Regions from separate parts of the Homo sapiens genome. Here region 1 is linked to region 2. A link is an interaction called in ENCODE POLR2A ChIA-PET data of the cell type or tissue named here. Cell type or tissue: PC-9. All regions are shown on one strand. Each heading gives the region's core, and the rest is flanking DNA. Links, peaks and the distances in the headings are about the cores only. Region 1 overlaps SYN3 (synapsin III). Region 2 overlaps SYN3 (synapsin III).

What was found. Peaks named below come from ENCODE experiments on the same cell type or tissue, not always from the same donor. Only the 100,000 strongest peaks of a DNase experiment are listed, where the experiment ranks them.
Region 1: POLR2A ChIA-PET joins it to region 2 with 12 read pairs; 3 of 35 experiments call an interaction of 5 or more read pairs at or near these places.

What each region holds. Positions count from the first base shown.
Region 1 is chr22:32,599,381-32,609,150 of GRCh38, forward strand. All of the region lies in intron 6 of SYN3 (synapsin III), which reads right to left. Among named protein-coding and RNA genes, the nearest start is that of SYN3-AS1, 29 kb to the left of the region's middle. In PC-9, for the core only: no CTCF peak of the experiment used is centred there; a DNase peak (open chromatin) is centred at 3,731; H3K27ac peaks cover 908 bases.
Region 2 is chr22:32,755,503-32,765,272 of GRCh38, forward strand. All of the region lies in intron 6 of SYN3 (synapsin III), which reads right to left. Among named protein-coding and RNA genes, the nearest start is that of TIMP3, 41 kb to the right of the region's middle. RefSeq lists a silencer at 2,075-2,256 and an enhancer at 8,396-8,906. In PC-9, for the core only: CTCF peaks have their summits at 6,663 and 6,868; DNase peaks (open chromatin) are centred at 1,729 and 6,029; H3K4me3 peaks cover 902 bases; H3K27ac peaks cover 5,138 bases.

The DNA of each region.
Region 1 (9,770 bases), core at 691-8,690, 160 kb before region 2:
GTGCGATCTCGGCTCAGTGCAAGCTCCGCCTCCCGGGTTCACACCATTCTCCTGCCTCAGCCTCCCGAGTAGCTGGGACTACAGGTGCCCGCCACCATGCCCGGCTAATTTTTTGTATTTTTAGTACAGATGGGGTTTCACTGTGTTAGCCAGGATGGTCTCGATCTCCTGACCTCGTGATCCGCCCGCCTCAGCCTCCCAAAGTGCTGGGATTACAGGTGTGAGCCACTGCGCCGGAAGTCAAGTTTATGTGTCTTGACTCTCCATCAAGCACTCTCTCCATCAAGGCACACTTTTCTGGGAATCATATGCATATCTGGGGTGTAATAAATGCTCCCCACCCCCCATGATAGTGATCAATAAAATAATATCAAATCAATTGCGTGGGCACGACTGAATGAGAACTATGTGGCTAGTTATGTGTCTTGTGCTGGTTGGGGCACACCAAAGGTTGAGACAAGATTTCTGCCCTCAGAGGATTTATTATCTGCTTGGACCCATGGGCTGTACAATGAAAGAGCAGAGTGAGGCAGCATGGCAGGAAGCTGTGGGGTACGTCGCGGTCATGTGCAAGTCTCCAGAGCAGAGCCCAACATTTTTGGCACCAGGGACCAGTTTTGTGGAAGAGAATTTTTACACGAACTAGAGGGGGATGAGGGGATGGTTTTAGGATGATTCCAGAGCATTGCATTTATTGTGCATTTTATTTCTATTATTATTACCTTGTAATACATGATGAAATAATTACACAACTCACCATAATGTAGGATTAGTGGGAGCCCTGAGCTTGTTTTCTTGCAACTAGACAGTCCCATCTGGGGGTGATGGGAGACAGTGACAGATCATCAGGCATTAGATTTACATAACGAGAGGGCAACCTACATTCCTCGAATGCGCAATTCACGACAGGGTTAGTACTCCTATGAGAATCTAATGCTGCCTCTGATCTGACAGGAGATGGGGCTCAGGCGGTCGTGCGAGTGATGCAGAGTGGCTGTAAATACAGATGAAGCCTCACTCACTTACCCACGGCTCACCTTCTGCTGTGCAGCTCTGTTTCTAACAGGCCATGGACCTGTACTGGTCTGTGGCCCAGAGGTGGGGGACCCCTGCTCCAGAGGAAATGAGGCTCTGACCAGGGTTCTGAAGGATGAGTAGGTTGTGGGTGGATGGATAGAAGGCACAGAGTTCCCCCAAGGGTGAATGGTGCAGACCACCACGGTCTTCCCGTGGGGCATGTTTAGATTCTTCATGAGCTCTAATAAACAAAGACCCATAGGAAGGAAGGATTTATTTTATGCAACTTAATATGATTTTTTTTTTTTGAGACAGAGTCTTGCTCTGTCTGCCAGGCTGGAGTGCAGTGGCACAATCTCGGCTCACTGCAACCTCTGTCTCCTGGGCTCAAGCAATTCTCCTGCCTCAGACTTCCGAGTAGCTGGTATTACAGGCTGTGCCACCATGCCTGGCTAATTTTTGTATTTTCAGTAGAGACCGGGTTTCACTATGTTGGCCAGGCTGGTCCCGAACTCCTGACCTCAGGTAATCCACCCACCTCGGCCTGCCAAAGTTCTGGGATAACAGGCGTGAGCCACCCCTCCCGGCCACTTAATATGATTTGATCTGCAATAAATCTATTTTGCAGGTGATTGCTGAACAGAATTGTATATTTGAACGGCATGTCCTTCTCCAGGGTTCTTAAATGAAATTGGAGGAATGTGTTCATTGCTAGAAATTGTGGAGTAGGTGCTGTATCTGTATTTAGAGAACACAGAAAGTCAATCTAGCAAAATCTGAGAATGTTTAAGTAAGATATTTCACAGAAAACATTTCAGAATTCATCCAAAGCAATGGATTTTCCTGATACTAGGGGAAATTTTCCTTTGCCTTTTTTTTTCTTTCTTTTTTTTTTTCTGAGATGGAGTCTTGCTCTGTCGCCCAGGCTGGAGTGCAGTGGTGCGATCTCAGCTCACTGCAAGCTCTGCCTCCTGGGTTCACGCCATTCTCCTGCCTCAGCCTCCGGAGTAGCTGGGACTACAGGCGCCCGCCACCACGCCCGGCTAATATTTTGTATTTTTAGTAGAGACGGGGTTTCACCGTGTTAGCCAGAATGGTCTGGATCTCCTGACCTCGTGATCCACCCGCCTTGGCCTCCCAAAGTGCTGGGATTACAGGCGTGAGCCACTGCGCCCAGCCTCCTTTGCCATTTTTTACTTTGACTTGTGGGAAACAGCAATCTTTTTAGAACCACGTATGGGCTGGCAAGACTCCGGGCTAGTGCTGGGGACACAGAAGAGGTAATTTGGGGCCAGATTATTGGGGGCCTTTGAAACCAAAGAGGGGAGTTCAGGTTGCTTGGATGGACAGTGGGGAAGCAGGATAGTTCTGGAACCGGGGAGCGACCTGCCAGCTGTGGGCAGGATGGATTTGTGCTAGTGGTGACTGAAGGGCCAGGGGCCAGTTTGGAATTCATTCTAAAGACAGTAAATGCCACTGGTTGGGCCTGGACTGGGAAGAAATGGTAGAGGGAGTGGGAGCACTCCCAGAGCTTTTCTTTTCTTTTCTTTTTTTTTTTTTGTGACACTTCTTTATTGAAATAATAGTATTAAAATGACCAGAGAAATTCAAGACAAAAATTGTCTACAATCTCATTGTCTAACCAAATCAGTGTTTGCATTGGTCCACATTACCTTATAATTTTTATATGTCCAATAAAACCCCCAGGATACTTTACAACAATATTAGAGGTAGAATTTTGCATCTATCTTCTCACTTAATATTATACCATAAGTGTTTTCTTATTTTTGCTACAGATGTTTTTATTTTCTTCTATCTTTCCCCACTCCCCTTCTCCAGACCAGGTAACTAATCTCACCTCCCCAGTGTGTCTGGGGTGTATTCCTGCCCATCCCTCACCACGTGCAATCTTTGCAAACACGTATGCACGGATATGGCTGAGGCTGATGTTTGTATTTTTGAAAATAGCTCTTATCTCTTAACGTCACACTGTATACACCCCTCCTCCCATGTCAATAAAGATAGTTCTATCCCGATAGTTTTTTGTTTTGTTTTGTTTTGTTTGTTTGTTTGTTTGTTTTTGGAGACAGAGTCTTGCTCTGTTGCCAGGCTGGAGTGTAGTGACACGATCTCAGCTCACTGCAACCTCCAACTCCCTGGTTCAAGCGATTCTCCTGCCTCAGCCTCCTGAGTAGCTGGGATTACAGGCACGAGCCACCATGCCCAGCTAATTTTTGTATTTTTAGTAGAGACGGGGTTTCACCATGTTGGCCAGGATGGTCTTCATCTCCTGACCTTGTGATCCGCTTGCCTCGGCCTCCCAAAGTGCTGAGATTACAGGCGTCAGCTACCGCGCCCAGCCAATCCTGATAGTTTTAATAATAGCTGCACCGTCTACACATGTACACGTGCACTGGTTTCCTATTAATAGACATTTGTGTTATTCATTCTCTCTCTGCTACTATAAACGAGACTTCATTAAACATCTTTGTACACATGTCCTTATGAGCTAGTGTTTTAATTCCTCCAGGCCAGTCCAGGAGATTTTCAAAGGGAGAACCAGCAGAATTTGGAGACATTCTTTTTTTTTTTTTTGAGATGGAGTCTCGCTCTGTCGCCCAGGCTTCTATTTCTAAAGTCAGTTGTTAGAGCTCAAGAAATGAAACCGGATGCCATGGCATTGCATACGGGGTGAATCAGCCACCATATTACCTCCAGGCTAAAAGTGACTGTATTTATTGTCATGTAAGAAGGGCCAGGAACGGGACCAGGCACTTTATGGATGGTAGCATCCTTTCCCTCCCCCATGTTATAGATAACAAAACACAGCGCTGGCCGGGCGCGGTGGCTCATGCCTGTAATCCCAGCACTTTGGCAGGCCAAGGCGGGCGGATCACAAGGTCAGGAGATGGAGACCATCCTGGCTAACATGGTGAAATCCCATCTCTACTAAAAATACAAAAAAAAAAAAAAATAGCCAGGTATGGTGGCGGGCACCTGTAGTCCCAGCTACTAGGGAGGCTGAGGCAGGGGAATGGCGTCAATCCAGGAGGTGGAGCTTTCAGTGAGCCGAGATCGTGCCACTGCACTCCAGCCTGGGCGACAGAGCGAGACTCCGAGACTCCGTCTCAAAAAAAAAGAAAAAAAAAAAAAAGAAAGAAAGAAAACACAGCCCTTTGCCCGAAGCCAGACAGTGAAGACGGTGCTGCTGCCCTGTGGCCACCCCACTTCCCAAGCTGTTCAAATGGGTGTCGAAGGCCATTCCCACTTCTACCCCTTTGCAACATGCCAGCCCCTCCCCAAACACAGACAGGTCACAGAGGACAAAAAACATCTTGCCGGCTATTTTCTCTCTTCCCTTCCCAACAATAGCTTTATTTAGTTCCCCTGGGGATGCCGAGGTCTGCATCAGCCTCTCACAGGCTCCCTGTCCCGCTCACATGCCCTGGGCACTCCAGAGTGCAGCACTGCCCAGTGGCGTAAGAGGCCTGACATCCTGTCAGAAGGGGCAGACCGATTTTGGAAAACAGAGATCCCCACCCAGATAAGGGCTTTATTCAAAAGAACCCAAAGAAACCAAAATACTCGGGGTAGCCCAGTGCCTATGCTGGGTGTTCCCTTGGGAGGATTAGAGATGGGAGTGGAAGCCCAGGTCAGCCTAGTCACAGCCGCATCCTCAATCCACAGAGTCAGAGAAACAGGACTTTAGAGTGGCCCGGACAGCCTCCCACCAAAGGAGGCAACTCCTCCTATGTTCTTGACTCTGAAGATTTAAATAGTCAGAGTCTGGTCCTACGTAAGCGATGGGAAAATCAAGATCGAGAAGAATCTGGAGGAAGAAATCAAGGACTGAAGTCTGGGAAGACTTCCAGGAGGAGCTGGCCTCCATTTCCTGCCTCCAAGGCTCTGCCTGATCCAGCTCTCCCCCATGTCTTCTGTTTCATCTCATGTGTCTCCCTCCTCCTCCTCAGCCCAACCCCTAACTCCCAGTTACAGCCTACTGACCTTTCAGTTCTTTACTGAATGTGCCGCACTCCCTCCAGCCACGGTCTTTGCGTAAGCTGTTCCCTGTTTCCCTGAGATACCCTCCCTCACACTCTTTTCTAGGCCAATCCCGTCTCATACTCATGTCTCCGCTGAGATACCCTCCCTCACACTCTTTTCTAGGCCAGTCCCGTCTCATACTCATGTCTCCGCTGAAATTCTGTCCCTGAAAAGCCCTCCCGGGCCACTGGTCTCCCGTAGGCACTTCCTGTTATCTTCTCTATCTCACTCTGAGAGTTCTCTTTTCCTAGCTCTAGACACCATTTAGAATTATACATTCATGACTGGGCGCGGTGGCTCACGCCTGTAATCCCAGCACTTTGGGAGGCTGAGGCGGGCAGATGACGAGGTCAGGAGATCGAGACCATCCTGGCTAACACGGTGAAACCCACTCTCTACTAAAAATGCAAAAAAATTAGCCGGGCGTGGTGGCGGGTGCCTGTAGTCCCAGCTACTCGGGAGGCTGAGGCGGGAGAATGGTGTGAACCCGGGAGGTGGAGCTTGCAGTGAGCCGAGATGGCGCCACTGCACACCAGCCTGGGCGATAGAGCGAGACTCCATCTCAGAAAAAAAAAAAAAAAAAAAGAATTATACATTCATCTTTTTTTTAACTGTCTGTTTCTCCACTCCCCATAGGTGGTCTGAGGACAGGAACTTTGCTTGTTTTGTTTACCACTGCGTCTCTAGACTCTCCACAAGGCCCGGCAGACAGTAAGCGCGTTTGTTGAATGCGTATTAGACGAAGTCTCCCACAACAAGCGGGAGAAGTCATATGCGAACAGGCAGAGTCAGGAGGAATGTGGTGATTCGAGTGGAAGGTTTGTTGGGGATGCAGCCAGAATTAGGGCGGACAGATCAGGAATGGCAAGCTTGGGAAGGGCCTGGCACCAGAGGTAGGAGTTTGAACTGTGTTTCATGGCTACCAGGCAGCCGTCGAGGGTTTGGATGCAGTGGGGTAGACACCTGTAGAGCAGGCTTTAGGAAGAGTTCTCTGGAGGCTGTGGAAACAACAGCTCATATCTCTTGAGCCCTTAGTGTGTACCAGGCATGGGGCTAAGCACTTTACATATATCGCCCCACGTAAGCCTCTTGATACTTCTTCTGTGAGGTAGCTCCTATCTTTATTCCATTTTACATACATGGAAATAAAGGCAAAGAGAGGTGAAGTTTTTGGCCTAAGATCACTCAGCAAGAAAGTGGAAGAGCTAGGATTCAGCCAGAGCCACCCGCCCCTGCTCCCTCCTGCATGGTGCCGCCTCTGGACAACTATGATCATCCAGTGCTTCCCCTGCACCCAGAACTGGAGCACGTGGGTGGAGGCCAGCAGACCTGTTAGGACAAGACTGGCTGCAGTCATCACTGGGCAGGGCAGGGCAAGGTGGCAGCAGCATGGACATGGGTAGAAGGATGCCAGTTCACTTCTGGCTCCCACATTTACAGTTGTGAGCCCTTGGGTAAGTCACCGACCACTCTGTGACTCAGTTTCCTCATGCCCCAAATAGGAAGATCACTTGAATCCCACCAGATTGATGGGAGGAATGGACATTATAATAGATTTTGGTCACTGAGGAGTTGGTCACTGGATGGTTGTTGCTAGTGGAGAGGCACAAATGAACTTAGAGGATGCCCAGGGCCTGGCTGGCCTGGAGTAGGACGGCAGTCTGCCCTTGCTCTCATCTCCTCCACATCTATGATCTCAGGGGCACGGCAGCAAGTGGGGGCCATGGGATGTCAAAGGCTGATCTGTTATTCCTTGGAAGCAGGAAGGGAAGGGAAGGGGAAGGAAGCCTGAGGCCCAGGTTGTGAGCAGGGAGCGCGTTACGAAGCCTTTGACAGAAATGGGGCAGCCCGGAAATGGGGTTTGTGGTAGACATTTAAAACAGACTCATTCAACAGAAAGCACAGGAGCACTCCCACGGCTGCTTCATAAAGCTTAACCTTGCTGTGTAGCATCTGACAGACTCTCCTTGGAATTTTAAGCACGGCACATAGAGACACTCCTGTCAGGAGGAGGAGCACAGACAAGATGACCTTTGCAACTCTTCTGTAATTCTGCCATGTTGTGACAAATCTACCAAATGCCATTTAGAGGAGTGAAATGTGGAAACGCAAATATGTTAAGACAAAACTTCACGGCTTACGGGGCTCTGTGTGGTCTGACCCCTGCCTTCTGCTCCAAACCCATCTTACCCACACTCCCCCATCAGCCTCTCTGGCCCAGGCTCAGTGGCTTTCTCCCCAGCCTGGATACTAGTATACTAGTGCTGTCCCCTCTGGCCACAGGGGCTTTGCATATGCTGTTTTTATTGCCTGCAGCGAAGTCCCTCTCTGCTCCTCTTCATTCAGCCAACTCTTTATTTTTTATTTTTTATTTTTTTAATTTTTAAATAAGTATTTATTTAAAAAATAATTATTTATTTATTTATTTTTATTATACTTTAAGTTTTAGGGTACATGTGCACAACGTGCAGGTTTGTTACATATGTATACATGTGCCATGTTGGTGTGCTGCACCCATTAACTCGTCATTTAACATTAGGTATATCTCCTAATGCTGTCCCTCCCCGCCTCCCCCCACCCCACAACAGGCCCCTATGTGTGATGTTCCCCTTCCTGTGTCCATGTCTGCATGCTTCAGAAGTCAGCTCCAACATCACCTCCCCAAGCAGCTGGCTTGCATCTCCCTGCCTATGTCACAGTCTGCTCATCTGTTCTTCCTTCTTAGCCATTTCAAATGGATCTGTGTGATTGTTGAGGAATGTCTGACTCCAAGAGAAGCGGTGGGGCAGTGTCTGTGGCTGCTCAACATTGAACCCTCAGGCCTCTCCTGAATGACAGACCTGCCTCCTGATCCCGGCCGCCAGGTGCTGCTGCAGAACCTGCAACTCAACATTTCCAAACAACTGCATGAATTCCCATCAAAAATGTTCTCTTCTCTTCTTGTACCCCAACCTCAGTCAACGCTGCCACCACCCGCCCAGGTGCCCAAGATAGAGATCCTGCCTGCCTTCTTCATCCTTATACCTGTCCTGACCCTGGTCAGGCACACAGGAGGGCCCAGGAGATGTTTGCAGAGTGAGGTCTGTGGTCTCCCTGCCCAGCCTCGAGCTCTCTGGCCTTCTAATCCCACCTCTGAACTCCCTGCATCACCTCCTTCCACCTTAAGTCTGTCTTGGGAAAATACCGGTAGCATATTCAGAAAAATGAAACGAAATCTGCCCTACCAAAAAACAAATATTCCATTATCTTACATTTCCTGTTTCCCTGAGAAACGGAATAGTCAAAAATAAACAAACTGATAGGATGGCAATATTTGTCTGCTTTTCTTGTTCTTGCCTGTGTGATGTTTATAGCATAGAACAGGTTCAGTCTCCCATGAGGATCCTCCTGGGTGACACTCACCATGCAGACAACATCTCCAGCAAACTGTGGCTCTGGGGAGGGTCTGAATGATCCTAAATGACGGGGAAGCGAAGACCACCCTGAGCCACATGGATACACGCAGCTGCGGGATCACAGACCCTCTGGGCTTGTGCTATAATTTACTTTTTTTGACAGTCTTGTTCCAGCTGCATCTGTAGATGGGGAAAAGCACCCCTTTCCAAGTCAGATGACCCTTTTAAAAAAAGTATTTATTCTTGAGATGGAGTCTCGCTCTGTCTGTCACCCAGGCTGGAGTGCAGTGGTGTGATCTCGGCTCACTGCAACCTCCGCCTCCTGGGTTCAAGCGATTCCCCCACCTCAGCCTCCTGAGTAGCTGGGATTACAGGCACGTGCCACCACGCCCAGCTAATTTTTTTGTATTTTTAGTAGAGGTGGGGTTTTGCCATGTTGGCCAGAGTGGTCTCGAACTCCTGACGTCAAATGATCCGCCCGCTTCGGCTTCCCAAAGTGTTGGGATTACAGGTGTGAGCCACCATGCCCAGCCCATGTCAGATGATCCTTAATATGGGAATTACTGTTCTTCTTAGTTACTTCAGAAAATAGTTGAATAACAATTACTTCAGTGTCCACATTTCTTTGCTTCAGTTGATGTTCACACATTTAATGTCTTAAGATTAAAGATAAATGTAAACTTTTGTTTAAAAGTACTGTTGTCTTGGTATTGCATAGAAGAAATACTGTTTGCTTGGGGCTGTAGGCAAAGGCATTTCATCTGGTTCAGAGAAACTATTTGTGCAGTGCCATGAAATTAGCTGGAAGAGAGAAGATAGGCTTTGAAGCCAGGCAGACTTGCGTTTAAATATCATTAGCATCAGTTCCTATGGGGATATCCTTGGCAAGTTTCTTAGCCTTTCCAGTCTCAGCTGCTTTACCTATAAATGGGAATAAGCACACCCAAAATCGACGTTGTTGTGAAGATTTGAGTTTTCATGTAAAATACATGTTATAGGTATCTGGATCCTAGCCAGAAACTCTTTGGGGATAATTTAAACTGATACGCAGTTAAAATCAGTACAACTCCCCCTCCTTCAAATTAGTACTTGATACAGTGATAGCCATTGCTCTTTTTTTCTTCTTCTTTTTTTTAAAGTTTTCCTTTTTGTACTATTTATTGTAAAAATATCTGCTTTGAATTTATTTTTAAAGTTATTAAATTGGGCCAGGCCTGGTGGCTCACACCTGTAATCCCAGCACTTTGGGAGGCCGAGGCGGGTGGATCACGAGGTCAGGAGATCGAGACCATCCTGGCTAACATGGTGAAACCC
Region 2 (9,770 bases), core at 1,258-9,257:
GGAGGTGGCAGAACCATGATTCCAACTCAGATCTTTTGACTCCGAGCTCAGCGTTCTTTCCATTAGTTTATCTACTCTAAAGACAAAGAGCTTTCTTGCCCAGGAAATCATGCCCCAAGCCTACTGCAAATCCCATAAGCAGAGCTTCCACTCTTCTGTCCTCCAAGGATGGAGGAGGAAGAACACTTTGTCATTCTGTTGTGGGCAACCTTCATCTACCATGGTGGCCCCAGCCCCAACTTCTCACACACCAATGCCCTTCTATGACAAATACCACTTAATGCCCCTTGTACTATGTTGAAACAAAATTCATAGTGAACCTACGTACACAATTTTTTTTAAAAAAGTTAAAACGTGGCCCATATGCACCATGGAATACTATACAGCCATAAAAAAGAATGAGTCCACGTCCTTTACAGGGACATGGATGAAGCTGGAAACCATCATTCTCAGCAAACTAACACAGGAACAGAAAAACAAACGCCGCATGTTTTTACTCGTAAGTGGGAGTTGAACAATGAGAATGCATGGACACAGGGAGAGGAACATCACACACCGGGGCCTGTGGGGGTTGGGGGGCTTGGGGAGGGATAGCATTAGGAGAAATACCTAATGTAGATGACAGGTTGATGGGTGCAGCAAACCACCATGGCACGTGTATACCTGTGTAACAAACCTGCACATTCTGCACATGTATCCCAGAACTTAAAGTTCAATTAAAAAAAAAAAGTTAACTGGAGTCCCCTAACTGTAACATAAAGCAAAAATCAAACAGAAATAATTTATAGAGGCATAGCATTAGGAGATATACCTAATGTTAAATGACGAGTTAATGGGTGCAGCACACCAACATGGCACATGTATACACATGTAACAAACCTGCACGTTGTGCACATGTACTCTAAAACTTAAAGTATAATAAAAAATAATAATTTATAATGAAAATGGACAGTCTGATGCTTGCACCTATGCATAGAATTGCCATGCATTTTACAACTATACATGCCGACTGATATAGTTTGGATGTCCCCTCCAAATCTCACGTTGAGATGTAATCCCAGTGTTAGAGGTGAGGCCTGGTTGAAGGGGTTTGGGTCATGGGAGTGGATCCCTCATGGTTTGGTGCTGTCCTCAGTATAGTAAGTGAATTCTCTCTCGTGAGATCTGGTTGTTCAAAAGTGTGTGGCACCTCCCCTGACTCCTAGCCACCTCTCTCACCATGTGACTTTGCCTTCCACCATGAGTAGAAGCTCCCTGAAGCCCTCACCAGAAACTGAGCAGGTGTCGGGGCCAGTCCTGTACAACCTGCAGAACCATGAGCCAGTCAATCTCTTTTCTTGGTAAATTATCCAGTTTTGGGTATTTCTTTATAGCAATGAAAGAAAAGCCTAACACACCAACTGAAATGTTTCATTAACAACTCAAATGCCAGAAGTAGGATTGCCATTGTCATCAGTGACTTGATTTTTTGAAATGATTAACAACTGTCGGAAATGTTTCAAATAAAGCAAAGTATAATTGTCCCTTAATTGACACAGTGGTTGCACTTTTTTTTGAGGGGGGGTGGTTTGGAGGAAAAGCAAATATTGAAAGTGCTTCCTGCCACTCATCATCACCCCTAGTGATCCACTAGCATGATTTTTGCTTTTGCTTCCTGTTCTCACACCATTACATTCTGCTGGCATATAGGTCTTAGTTCCAGAGGGAGGAACACTGCCACCAGGAGACACAACAATGATTCTATTAAACTGGAGTTAAGATTGCCATCTGGACACTTTGGGCTCCTCCTACCTTTTTTTTTTTTTTTTTTTTGAGGTGGAGTTTTGCTCTTCTTGCCCAGGCTGGAGTGCAATGGCGCAATCTCGGCTCACCACAATTTCCGCCTCCTGGGTTCAAGCGATTCTCCTGCCTCAGCATCCTGAGTGGCTGGGATTACAGCGGTGCGCCACCACGCCCAGCTAATTTTGTATTTTTAGCAGAGACGGGGTTTTTCCATGTTGGTCAGGCTGGTCTCTAACTCCTGACCTCAGGTGATCCGCCAGCCTTGGCCTCCCAAAGTGCTGGGATTACAGGCGTGAACCACCGTGCCCGGCCTGGGCTCCTCCTACCTTTAAGTCCACAAGCTAAGAAGGGAGTTACAGTGGTGGCTGGGTTGATCGACCCCGACTATCAAGATGAAATCAGTCTACTACTCCATAAAGGAGGCAAGGAAGAGTATGTGTGGAATACAGGAGATCCATTAGGACATCTCTTAGTATTACCATGCCCTGTGATTAAGGTCAATGGGAAACTACAACAGCCCAATCCAGGCAGGACTACAAGTGACCCAGACCCCCTCAGGAATGAAGGTTTGGGTCACTCCACCAGGAAAAAAACCACGACCTGCTGAGATGCTTGCTGAAGGCAAAGGGAATACAAAATGCGTAGTAAAAGAAGGCAATATCAATACCAGCTATGACCATGTGACCAGCTGCAGAAACGAGGACTGTAACTGTCATGAGTATTTCCTCCTTCTTTGGTTAAAAAACATGTTTGTGCATTTATACACTTGTACTAAGAAAATATTTTCATTTTATTTCCTTTTCCTTTATCATGCCACATAAGATTTATTGACTTCATATCAGCATTTAAATATTGTTAACTTTATGTAATAGTATTTAGGTTGGGGATTGGTTTGTTTCCGGTTGTACCAAGGATAGTTGTATTATGTTAGGCATAATTATGACCTTATTATTGTCTTTATTTGAAGATTATGTATGATCTGAGGAGATGTGTATGGGTTCAAGTTAACAAGGGGTGGACTTGTGATGGTTAATACTAAGTGTCAACTTGATTGAAGGATGCAAAATATTGATCCTGCGTGTGTCTGTGAGGGTGTTGCCAAAGGAGATTAACATTTGAGTCACTGGGCTGGGGAAGACAGACCCACCCTTAATCTGGTGGGCACAATCTAATCATCTGCCAGTGAATATAAAGCAGGCAGAAAAATGTGAAAAGACAAGACTGGCCTAGCCTCCCAGCCTACATCTTTCTCCCGTGCTGGATGCTTCCTGCCCTCAAACGTCGGACTCTAAGTTCTTCAGTTTTGAGCCTCAGACTGGCTCTCCTTGCTCCTCAAGCTTGCAGACAGCCCCTATTGTGGGACCTTGTGATTGTGTAAGTTAATACTTACTAAACTCATATATATATATATATATATGTCTTATTAGTTCTGTCCCTCTTGGGAACCCTGACTAACACACTGCCTAAATACTTTGTGTTTGAATTTAATATGGAATTAGGTTCTAGGCTCAGATAATTATAAATGACTTTTCACCTATATGGTGTCTGGTAGGACCAAATCCAACAGTCCTGTGGGTAGCAGGACAGCTGTTGGCTGTGCAGAGTATCCTGTATGCATTCCCAGTCCCCCTGACTATCTGCCCATAGTGCCCATTGCTTGTGATGATAACCAAAAGTCTTCCCACAAGTTTCCAAACTGCATTTCAAGGGAGGGTCCTGTCCCCATGGAGGACCATTAACCACATCATTAAGATTTACTCATAAGATTATATCCCAACCTCTCAATATCTCTCTAAGTTCTTTAAGCCCTGTATTCAGTTGTGGTCGCCAGATGGAAGAGACAGAAGCAAGAGGAGGTGGAAGGAGCCCCAGAATTAGACAGGGAATCCAGCTTGCCTTTCCACTGCTGCATTCCCAGGCCTAGCCAGCACACATGAGGTGTTCAACAAATATTCATGACATGAAATTATTAGCCGTGTAGGCTTGGGGAAATTATTTAATCTTCCGGAACTGTCAATTCCCTCTTGGTAAATGGATGGTCACACCATGGGGCTCTTGAAAGGACCAAATATGAGAAAGCCCAGGATATGTACAAGGGGCTCAACGACTATTAGTTGACCATGAAAATCGTGGTCCTGCTACCATCAGGCTGGGATGAAATTCTCAATCATGGCACAGCTAACAGAAGAGTGTTTTCAAATCAGCCTGTGACTAGACTACTTGACATTTTGGAATGTAATTTCTTCCAACCTTGAGATCTGGCAGTTCTGAGACCCTTGTCTTGACAGAGCTGGTGGTGAGGAGAAATGTCCCCATCCACCCTCGACCTGCCTGATTCCTACATTCCTACCACCCCCAGCACTCACCCACCCCCAGCCAGCACCCACGGCACCCCCAGCCAGCACCCACGCACCACCAGCCAGCACCCACCCACCATCAGCCAGCACCCACCCACCCCCAGCCAGCACCCACCCAGCCCCAGTCAGCACCCACGGCACCCCCAGCCAGCACCCACGCACCACCAGCCAGCACCCACCCACCATCAGCCAGCACCCACCCACCACCAGCCAGTACCCACCCACCCCCAGCCAGCACCCACCAACCAGCAGCCAGTACCCACCCACCAGCAGCCAGTACCCACGCACCCGCAGCCAGCACCCACCCACCAGCAGCCAGCACCCACCCACCCCCAGCCAGTACCCACCCACCCCCAGCCAGCACCCACCCACCAGCAGCCAGTACCCACCCACCCCCAGCCAGCACCCACCCACCAGCAGCCAGTACCCACCCACCACCAGCCAGCACCCACGTGCCCCCAGCCAGCGCCCACCCACCAGCAGCCAGCACCCATGCATCCGCAGCCAGCACCCACTCACCCCCCAGCCAGCACCCACGTACCCCCCAGCCAGCACCCACCCGCCCCCAGCCAACAGCCACGCACCAACAGCCAGCACCCATGCAGGCCTGCGGCCCTTCCTTGATTGAGTCTAAAGGAAGGTCTCCCTCCATTCTGCTCCTGCCCTGCCCTTCGGTTGAAGGAGAGGAGAAGCAAACAATTACTGAGCACCTCCTGCATGCTTGGAGCTTTATTCTTCCCCAAGTTATGCTGCTAAATCTCGTTCTCGAAGTGGGATGAAGGGGAGTGACATCCCACACATGAGGAAACGGGGCTCAGAGATGGTAAGTAATGTCATGTGCCCAGGGTCTCAGAGTGGGCATGAGGTGGACATTCCTTTTGGAGTGGTCTTCCCTTCCACCACAGTCAGGGGAGGTTGACAGAAGGCACATGCAGGGCCCCCCGTGGGCAGAGCTCACATCACACCAGCCTCCCACCGTCTACCCTAGCCCACACCCACAGTGCCCAGGCTTCTGAAATTCACCAGGCTCTGAGGGTGGGGCTCCTCTGTCCTTCCCCACTGGTTCAGAGGGGCGGTGTAAAGACAGACAGGGAGAGAAGATGAGGAAAATGTCAGCAGGCCTCAAATGCCAGGGGTACTGGGAGTGAGTTGGAACCAGAGCAATGGATAGATTTTTAGCAGGACCAAAGAGAAACTTTGAGTATATTTGAGAGTGAGATGCTTTAGAAGACTATGATGGGCCAGGACACTTCACACTGCCCAGGCAGCTGGTCCAGGGTCAAGGAAACACTGGCGTCATAGATATTGTAAGGGGTTCCTGTCTTACAATGTTCCTCTCAACCTCCCATTTCCAGTCTGTTCCCTCTAGCAGGGGGAGCTCCCGGGGTACACGGTGTCCCAGCCAGCTCTTCAATCTAGAGGACAGCAGCTGCTGCCAGCCTCTGAGGGCTGGGAGGTGGAGAGTTGAAGCCCACTGGGTCATCTGCTGGTCAAATGCTGCAGGGGGCAATGCATCTTCAGTTCTAGTGTTAACCTTGCTGCAAAGGTGCTGTGTGACCCAGTGCCGGTTACTGTTGCTTTCCTGGCCTCAGTTTCCATATTGCCAAGTTGAGGGGATTGGACTAGTTGATTACCAAAAGCTCTCTTTCCTTTGGTTTTTATGAGGAGCAGGAGCCCAGGGAAGAAATGGGACATGAGAGAGAGGCAAGGGGTGGCCGATAGAAGCCATGCGCGTGAGTCACGAGAAGGGGTGTGAGATCCCAAAAGGAAGCTGAGCAAATTTGCAGAATGTCAACACCCCAGGGCAGGTCACTCCTAGCCCTTCACTGACCCTGGAAGGGAGTGGGGGGACAACAGCAAGGTCAGGCTTCCCAGAGGCCATGGGATTTAGCCAGCTTGCTCCTGAGGGCTGGCAGCCCAGTTTTGAGCACCTCTTGAAGGCAGTGGGGCAGGTGCTTCTGGTGGGGGTGCCTCTGAAACCCCAGAATGCAGTATAGTCCCAGAGAGGTCAGGTCCTGCAGATTTCTTTGGTGATAACAGCTGCTTTGTTTTGCGGGGAGGCCACAAAATTCCTTTTAAAGCAAGATTTCCTTCCTCCATTTATTTATTTACTTTTCACCCAGTGATTCAGCGAAACAACCTCAAAACCAGTCTCCAATGGGAGGCAGGAAGAACCAAACCCTCAAACATTAGTGTCTCTGTGAGGTTTTGCCTGGTGGAATTTTCCTTAAAATAACTGCACCCGGAGATTGTCGGATACGGGATGGGGAAGGGGAAGACCTGAAAACGGGGTCCTGCGGGGCTTGTGAATGACTCAGATGCTGGAGTGAGGAGTCTCAGGAGTCTGCCCTGAGTGCCACCTGTCCTTAGCGAGGGCTTGGGTGGGTGATGGCATCGGTTTTCTCATTTCACAGACTCCAGAGGGTGCCATCTTCCTGAAGACAGAACGAGCCAGTAGTTTGAACCCTAAGTGCAAGAGAAGGGACTCAAGGCAGCACGTTTATAGCAGTGGGGTAGGATTTTAGCGCCATCTTGCTCCCTGTCCATACATCCTTCCTCAGGGTTAAAGCAGTGGGCTGGGACTGGCATCCTCTTGCTCCTGTCCATGCGTCCTTCCCCAGGGTTATAGCAGTGGGCTGGGACTGGCACCCTCTTCTCCCCGTCCATACATCCTTCCTCAGGGTTATAGCGGTGGGCTGGGACTGGCACCCTCTTGCTCCCTGTCCATACGTCTTTCCCCTAATTCCTAATGCAATGGCTTTAGTTTCTTTAACTCAGTGGGAACAACAAACAAACAGAAAATGTCTTTCTCTTTGTTATAACACATCTGAATTGGAAAAGGACCAACAAGATAAAAGGTTGTGGTGGAAATGGTGCCAGATTAGAAATTAATTCAGGATACCTGGGATCTATTTCAGCTTTGGTGTATTAAGCCATGAGACCTTGGGGAGGTCACTTCCTAAAGGGCATAAAGATGGCCAGGGTCGCGAAACCCAGTGTCTGCAACCAGGAAGTCAGGTGATATAGAAGAACAGGTCTGCTGATGGACAGAGCGAGGTGGGGCGGGCGCCCTTGCATGAAAGTCACATGGACTTGGGGGCACGCCCTGGTTCCCACTTATTGATAGGATGATCTGGGGCAAGTCAACTCCTTCTTTCTGAGCCTCAGCTTCCCCATTTGTAAGGTAAGGAAAATAGTAATCATCTCAAAGGGCTGTTGAGAGAATGCACAGGGAAGAGCTTGGTAAGCCAGAAAGCATGAGTCAAATAGGAGATACTTTCATTACTCTAGACACTTAGGAGCAAGGAATATTAATCACATAGTCCTCAAGGGGACCAAGGCTAAATAACAATAGCTACAATAACAACAATTAGTATCTTATTGAGTGCTTACTATGTGCCAGACACTGTTTTGAATGCTTTGAATGTATGAACTCATTTCATCTTTTTTTTAAAGTGTAACATAACATATACACAGTAAATTAGTAAAGTGATCTATTTTTTGTTGTTGTTGTTTTTTTTTTGAGATGGAGTCTCACTCTGTCGCCCAGGCTGGAGTGCAGTGGCACTATCTCAGCTCACTGCAAGCTCCGCCTCCCGGGTTCACGCCATTCTCCTGCCTCAGCTTCTCGAGTAGCTGGGATTACAAGCGCCTGCCACCACGCCTGGCTAATTTTTTTTTTGCATTATTTAGTAGAGATGGGGTTTTACCATGTTAGCCAGGATGGTCTTGATCTCCTGACCTCATGATCCGCCTGCCTTGGCCTCCCAAAGTGCTGGGATTACAGGCGTGAGCCACCACGCCTGGCCAAGTGCTCTAATCTTAAGAGTACTTCTTGATGAAGTTTTACATTGGTACATATCATATGAGCTCATTTAGTCTTCAAGGCAACCCTACACTGTTTATTTCCATTTTACAGATGTGAAAACCGAGGCAGAGCCAGGACTCAAATCCAGACAGTCTGCATGCTGGTAGCCATGCAGTACTGCCCGGGCAATCCAGTATATCGAGATGGAGAGTGTCTGGAGTGACTGGGAGTCTGACAGGTGAAGCCAATGGAGGATTCTGCCTTAGTAGGAAACTTTTTTTCTGTTTGTTTTTGTTTTGTTTTTTCACTTCCCCAGGTGAGGAAAGGCCAGGATCCCAAGCTCAGGGAAGAAAGTAGATGAAGCTGAAAGGAAAGGGGAAGGAGATCAGGGTATGGAAAAGCAGGCTGAGATAGTAGGGGGAGGATTTGAGGGAAGCGGACAATTGCTGCTGATGACTGATGCCTCCAAAATTTGGTGTAGAAGCCCCCCCCCCCTTTTTTTTTTTGAGACTGAGTCTCACTCTGTCGCTCAGGCTGGAGTGCAATGGCGCAATCTCGGCTCACTGCAACCTCTGCCTCCCGGATTCAAGTGATTCTCCTGCCTCAGCCTCCCGACTAGCTGGGATTACAGGCATCCACCACCACACCCAGCTAATTTTTGTATATACTTTTTAGTAGAGACGGGGTTTCTCCAGGTTGGCCAGGCTGGTCTCGAACTCCAGACCTCAGGTGATCCACCCGCCTCGGCCTCCCAAAGTGCTGAGATTACAGGTGTGAGCCACTGTGCCTGGCGAAGACCCCATTTTTAATCAGCTTTCTTAAGGAACTGGCAGACAGAGGATCAAGCACAGAAACAAAATGTCCCCGTTTTCTGTAACTGCTCACCACTCCCAGGCTGGGGCCCACTCATTTCCCCATGGATGTCACCCCCAACCCCCAACTTCACCCTTTGTAGAGAAGCCGGCAAAGACTGCGTTGAGAAAGCAAGTTTGGAAGAGAATGACCCAACAGCCTCACTGCTGCGGGTGCTGGAGGAACCAGTGGGCTGCTTTCGGATCACGAGAAATGGATCAGAAACGCAGCAGAAGGCAGCCTCGTGGCCTGGAAGAACACTGGGCTGGAAGGCAGGTTCTGGTCTTGGCTGGGGTTCCAGTGTTGGCTCTGGCTGTGGATTTACATAATCTCCCGCTAATATCCCAAACTGGGGGAAGTCACGTGATGTCTCTGACTCTTGGTGCCTCCCCACTATGGAATTAGGGGCATTTAAAACTTACTGCAAATTCTATCTCCTGACTGGAGACCCCAAGGCGTGAATCTGAACTCAGCCCCTTCAGCAGGTTGAAGTTCACATGTGTGAACATTGCAGTGGTGGGGAGCAATGGCAAGCCTCTGCCATCTGTCCTCATTCTGATTCATGGACATTCTTCCTCCCTCATAGTCTCTCTCCTCAAAGCTCTTAAGTAGGTTGTGAAATCATGACTGAGCCGATTGACATCATCTCCTTATTTGGGAGGCAGGAAGTTGTTCCCCACCCCCACCCTCTTGTCCTTCCAGGGCCCCATCCTGCGCCCCCACCCCACCCCACTGTCCAGTTTCCGGCTTCCTGAGGGTCTTTGAGACCTCGCCGTTTGCTGGCCTGGATGACAACTATTTTTCCCTGGTTTGAGAGCGAGAGAGTGTGTGAGTGTGGACTGTGTGCACCAGAGGGCCAGAGAGGCAGTGGTGAGGGTCACTCAGAACAAGCCAGTCCCAAGAAGTTAAAATTAGCTCTGGGAACTGGAATGTCGGGGTCTTCAAGGAGCAGCAGCTGTGAAAAGAAAGTA